Regions from separate parts of the Homo sapiens genome. Here region 2 is linked to region 1. Evidence: chromatin loops called from intact Hi-C (ENCODE). Cell type or tissue: chondrocyte. All regions are shown on one strand. Each heading gives the region's core, and the rest is flanking DNA. Links, peaks and the distances in the headings are about the cores only. Region 1 overlaps CD82 (CD82 molecule). Region 2 has its middle 44 kb from the start of PRDM11.

Region 1 (2,899 bases), core at 280-2,779:
CCCTGTTCACTACGGGCCACCCATGGCTTAGTCTCAGGGAAGAAGAGCTAGGGTTCCTCCCAGCTGGGAATGGACTGAGCCCTCAGGGGCCTTCAGGGCCTCGAGTGTGTGCGTGTGAGAGAGTGCATGCATGTATGTGCACATGTATCAGGCTGCCATTCACCAGTACTCACCCAGCCAGCCATACCAGTTATTATGAATAAAATGGAGAAATATTTCCACACCAGTTGAAAATTCCCCCCCAGCTCAATCTCTCAGAGCTCCTGCACCTCCCGCCAATCCATACGTAAGGATCCCATTCCAGCTCAGGCCTGACTTCCATACCTATTGGTCAGTGGCCATGCCAATCAGTGCCCCCCAAAGTCCAGCTCCCTGAACACATCCTAGGCACTGTCTCTAACCTCCCACGGGAGCCCAAAGAGCAACCCTTTGCTCCAGCCATTCTTCCTGGCTGCCCCAGGGAGCTGTGGGTGGGCACTGCCAAGGAGCACCCTTGTACTCTCCTCCACATGGTACCCATGTGCCAGTCCTTTGGGCCTGTCAGGGCCCTTGGCAGGAGAGATGGCAGCCCACAGAGGGCCCAGGGAGGGCAGCTGGAAGGTGTGGAAGCCCCAGATGGGCATGGGACAGATTAGTGGCTGCAGGGACGATTCTGAGTGTTAGACATGGGTCTATGTTCCCTCCCTCCCAAAACCTCACAGGCTGGGAGTAAGTGGGTTGCTGAAACTGGGTGCTCCCCAGGAGGTTGAAATGAGGAACCCAGCAGGCTCAGAGCTCACAGTGACCAGATTTCACAAAAGCGAGGGTCAGAGCCTCACACTACACACGTCCTGGGGCTGTTCTGGGAAATCTGGAAGGGCAGGAGCCAGTGGAGCCAGGAGGATGGTCTTTGAAGTCAGATACGTGGGGTTCAAATCCTGGCTCTGGCCCCTTCCAGCTGTGAGCTCTGGGCAGGATGGACGTGTCAGAGGAAGCAGCCCACCCCTTCGCTAACTTCTGACGTTTTCTCAGTCCTCTATTTTGCAAACAGCTTTGAGCCCACCCTCAGCCTGCCAGGCCCCGTGTCGCACAGGAAGATGGAGATGCAGCTGGACTCAAACTCAGGTCCCCTTGCTCCCAGTGAGAAAGCATTTATGAAAAGACACCCAACAGCTCTCTGCTACCCTTCCTGAGGGTGGAAGCTGTGGGGGGCCAGGGAAGTCAGGCCAGGTGGAACCATCGACATTTTCCTCTCCTGCCCCCATCCCAGAGGGAGGCGACCAAGGCCACAGAGGGACCCACAGCCGACCCCACCGCTGACACCTCCTCAGCTGCCACATTCGCTGAGAGGTCATCACGTGGCTTGGGACAGACATTACTCCAGGTCTGAAAATCTTCCGGAATCAACGCAAAGGGGTGCAAATAGGCAGATTCCTTGTCCCCACCCTAGATCTGCAGCGCCAGAATCCTTGAGCCTTGGAATCTGCATTTTCACAAGTGCTTCCACTGGAGTGGGACGCTGGCAGGCCCCGCGTTGGCGAAACTGGGAGTAACCACGGAACCTTTGGGCTCTGCCGGGCTCCTAGGCTGAGGCTGCAGCGCCGCCTGGTGGTCCCTGCTGAAACACCACTCTAGCCGCCGCCCCGCCTGGCCCCACTGCAGGGAGGCAAGAGTTCCCCTCCCCACTGGCTCCAGAAATGAGAGAAGGTGGGGCAAGTGCCCTCTGGACTTCATGACGCCGGGCAAGGGGCATGCTGGGGCTCAGTCGTCAGAGCCGTGCACAAGTAAGAGCAAGCTTCTTTTTCTTTTTCTCTCTCTCTCTCTGTCGTTTTCTTTTTCTTCCTTTCTTCTTTTTTGACAGATTCTCGCTCTGTTGCCCAGGCTGAAGTGCAGTGGCACAATCTTGGCTCACTGCAACCTCCATCCCCCGGGTTCAAGCAATTCTCCTTTCTCAGCCTCCTGAGTAGCTGGCATTACAGGCGTGCACCACCACACTCGGCTAATTTCTGTATTTTTTGGAGAGATGGGGTTTCACCATGTTGGCCAGGTTGGACTCGAACTCCTGACCTCAAGTGATCCACCTGCCTCAGCCTCCCAAAGTCTCACATTTCATCTTAAAAAGTCCCCTGAATTCTGCACATCTTACTCCATCACATTTCTTTAGTATGAAAATGTTTCCTTCCACAAATCTTTGCAGAAACGGATGCTCTAGAAAGCGATGCCAAGTTTATCCTGTGGCTTCCCTGTCCCCCATCACCAGCCCACTTTTGTGCAGCTTCTGGGGGCACCCATACCCTAGTTTCAGAAGCAGGAATTGAGAGGTACAATCTATACCTCTCTTAGCACCAAATCAAACTCCAGGCACCCCGGCATGCAGGCAGGCCCATCAGAGCCTGGCCCATCACGGTCCTAAGGTTCAGGCTGCAGAAGCAGATGCCTGCGGGGAGGGCAGAGCAGTGAGGGGTCCAGCAGTCTCCAGCAGACCCAGCCACTCTGCTCACACCCTCTGCCCTGGGTCCTCCCCTGCCCCAGGAAGCAGCATCCCTACCATTCCAGACTAGACTGTTATAAATCCTCTTTAATAGTCTTAGAATCTTGAGTGTGTTTTACAGAATGGTGCACACAAAGCCCCCTCCCCTCTCCCCCTACAAGGCACAGCCTCACCCACCCCACTCCCCAGGGGCCAGAGGACCGCTTGCCAAGAAAGGCCAGCCCACCTTCTCCCAGGAGAAGCCATCCTCCTCCTCCCCGCCCCTGGCCAGCTCCGGACCCTGGAGAATACAGGACCAGCTCTGTGCCATGCCCCCAAGGACTCACCTGTCCCTAAGCAGCTCAGGGCCAAGCCAGATCCCCTTACCCAGGCAGACCCCCTCCAGCCCAGCTCCCCTAGGCCGTGTCCCTAGGGCATGGCCTAGGCTAA
Region 2 (2,899 bases), core at 286-2,785, 480 kb before region 1:
TCAGTAGGAGGACCAGAGTCTTCACTCCATGGTCTCACTCAGCTATCACAGCAACCTTGAGCAGCAGGAAGGGCACGTGTCCTCGTCCCCATTTTGCAGATGAGAAACCCGACCCCCATGGATGAGAAGCAGCTTGCCCCCTTTCATCCAGAGGATCCTGAATTCAGACCCAGATCTGCCTGTCCAGCCCTGTGCCCTGTGCTGCCCTGCTGCCTTCTTCTGCCCTTACTCCTTCTGGCCAGCTGATGCCTGCTTTCTTGAGAGAAGTTCCTCTGGTGCCTCATCACCTGGAAGAGCCAGGTCTCCTGGGAACAAGTGGACAACATTTTGGTCTTGTGCTTTGCCAGGTGCAGTGGCCCTTGAGGGCTAGCCTGTCCACACAGCTCTGTTGCCCTGGGCCCTGCTCAGCCTATCCTAGCTTGAGGGCTATGCCCAGGCGAAAAAGTCTAGGGCACGGAATTAGATCATCTAGAGCAAGTTTTCACCAAGCCTCAATCCCTCAGCTATAAAAAGTAAGTCAACTTACAGGGTCATTGCAAAATAAAGCACAGCTATATTTGAAAGTGCTGAGTGACAGCAGGGATAACCATCGCCCTCAATGCATCCTGACTTGGTGCCAGGCCCTGAGCTAAGCCCCTTTCTTACATGATTTCTCTTGGTTTTCACCGTTAAAGGTAGATTAGTGTTATTGCTTCCTTTCTTGTTGAGGTATAATTTTTATATATATAATTTATATATAATATATATGTTATATATTATATGTTTATATTATATATACTATATATAGTATTACATATAATGTATATATTATATATACAGTAAAGTACACAAACTTTGTGTACAACTCAATGACTTTTTAAAACCGTGTGACCATCAAGACAGAAGTATTTCTGACACCCTCAAAGGCCCCCTCAAGCTCCCTCTTGGTCAATACCCTGCCAAAGGTTAACACTTAAGTTTGGGTTATTTTTCCTGGTTTTACAGATGGGGAAACTGAGGCTCAGGGAGGAACTGTGAACTGCTCAAAGTCACAAAGCTGCAAAACGGTAGGGCCTAGATTTTTCTGTCTCTACCAAAGCACATGGTGATCCATATAGGCTATACAAGTTATTTCCTCTTCCTCTTTCCTCATCTCCCTCTCATCTTCCTCCTCTTCCTCCTCCAACTTTTCCTCCTTCACCAGTCCCCCCATTTGCTGTAGTTTCATATGTCTACCATCAGATGGCGCCAAAGGACCAACTGCAGAGTCCAGGTTGGGCTCCAAGGCCGGGGAGGAGGCAGGCCCGGCGGGGTGGTCAGGGTTTCTGGGCTTTGGGGAGGGATGCAGGGGAAAGCTGCTGGTGACCATCCTGAGTCCTGTCCAGTAGACATGGCAGAGGCAACTGTCCAGTGATGACCAGACAAGAGAATGAAAATGCAAGGCTAGGGCTCACGATTATATGAGCACTGGGCTGGGAGTAGAGAGACTTGGGTTCTCTGTTACTCTCATCACACTCTGAGTCAGCTTCCTGCCCACACAGTGAGTGGGCCTTCCCCCTCCAGGGTAAACAGTCCTGCCTGTCTCTCTGCATCTGCTCTTCTGTACATCAGGCCTGCTCTCCCTTCCTCGGTCGACCAGTTCACACTAATCAGCTTGGCAAGCCCAGCCCAATTGCTGCCATTCCCAGGAAGCCTTCCCTGACTGCTCTGGCATTGAACTGATTACCTTGGCTGCCCCTGTGCAATGGGCCAGGCACCACCTTCTGTGGCCAGAGGCTCGCCTGGCGTTTCCAGCATCCACCAGGGCGGCCAGCACAGGGCTGGGGGCCCAGGGTGTGTGTCACAGGTCATCTGGACCTAATGGACTGGGATGGCAGGGGGGAAGGAGGCTGTGGCACGGTGCAAGGGGGGCTGGACCTAATGGACTGGGGTGGTATGGGGGAAGGAGGCTGTGGCACGGTGTGAAGGAGGCTCCCACAGAAGACGTTATTGCTCTTCTACTCCCTTCCTGGGAGTGGCTGGATTGCAGAGGGCAGTGTTGGGGCCCCAGCTGGGGTGCTTCCCCTCATGCCGGCCCCAGGGAGTGCTGCAAGGCTGAACTTTAGTCTTTCCTCATCTGTGTCCAGCTAGCATCTCCCCGGGAAAGCCAGCTTTCCAGAAACTAAGACAGGAAGAGCCTTTGGGGATCATTAAACACACATCGGCCCAGGTCACACAGGCTTTCGGCAAAGAGCCTGTGACTCTGCTCAGCCTCCAGCTCTGAGCCCTGAACGCCTTCTTCTTCCTCCGCTCAGCCTCCAGCTCTGAGCCCTGAACGCCTTCTTCTTCCTCCGCTCAGCCTCCAGCTCTGAGCCCTGAACGCCTTCTTCTTCCTCCGCTCAGCCTCCAGCTCTGAGCCCTGAACGCCTTCTTCTTCCTCCGCTCAGCCTCCAGCTCTGAGCCCTGAACGCCTTCTTCTTCCTCCGCTCAGCCTCCAGCTCTGAGCCCTGAACGCCTTCTTCTTCCTCCGCTCAGCCTCCAGCTCTGAGCCCTGAACGCCTTCTTCTTCCTCCGCTCAGCCTCCAGCTCTGAGCCCTGAACGCCTTCTTCTTCCTCCGCTCAGCCTCCAGCTCTGAGCCCTGAACGCCTTCTTCTTCCTCCGCTCAGCCTCCAGCTCTGAGCCCTGAACGCCTTCTTCTTCCTCCGCTCAGCCTCCAGCTCTGAGCCCTGAACGCCTTCTTCTTCCTCCGCTCAGCCTCCAGCTCTGAGCCCTGAACGCCTTCTTCTTCCTCCGCTCAGCCTCCAGCTCTGAGCCCTGAACGCCTTCTTCTTCCTCCGCTCAGCCTCCAGCTCTGAGCCCTGAACGCCTTCTTCTTCCTCCGCTCAGCCTCCAGCTCTGAGCCCTGAACGCCTTCTTCTTCCTCTGCTCAGCCTCTAGCTC

Evidence for each region. Peaks named below come from ENCODE experiments on the same cell type or tissue, not always from the same donor. Only the 100,000 strongest peaks of a DNase experiment are listed, where the experiment ranks them.
Region 2: a loop joins it to region 1, with 7 times the contacts of the local background. A loop is called at or near these places in 42 of 110 quality-filtered maps.

The regions. Positions count from the first base shown.
Region 1 is chr11:44,620,002-44,622,900 of GRCh38, reverse strand. CD82 (CD82 molecule) reads right to left here. Exons shown (of 10, transcript NM_002231.4): 10 at 2,543-2,899. Among named protein-coding and RNA genes, the nearest start is that of CD82-AS1, 16 kb to the right of the region's middle. In chondrocyte, for the core only: a CTCF peak has its summit at 1,583 (motif pointing left); DNase peaks (open chromatin) are centred at 1,590 and 2,390.
Region 2 is chr11:45,101,615-45,104,513 of GRCh38, reverse strand. It overlaps a transcript of PRDM11 not described here. Among named protein-coding and RNA genes, the nearest start is that of PRDM11, 44 kb to the left of the region's middle. RefSeq lists a silencer at 1,162-1,456 and enhancers at 2,252-2,790, 2,791-2,899. In chondrocyte, for the core only: CTCF peaks have their summits at 979 and 1,228 (motif pointing right); no DNase peak of the experiment used is centred there.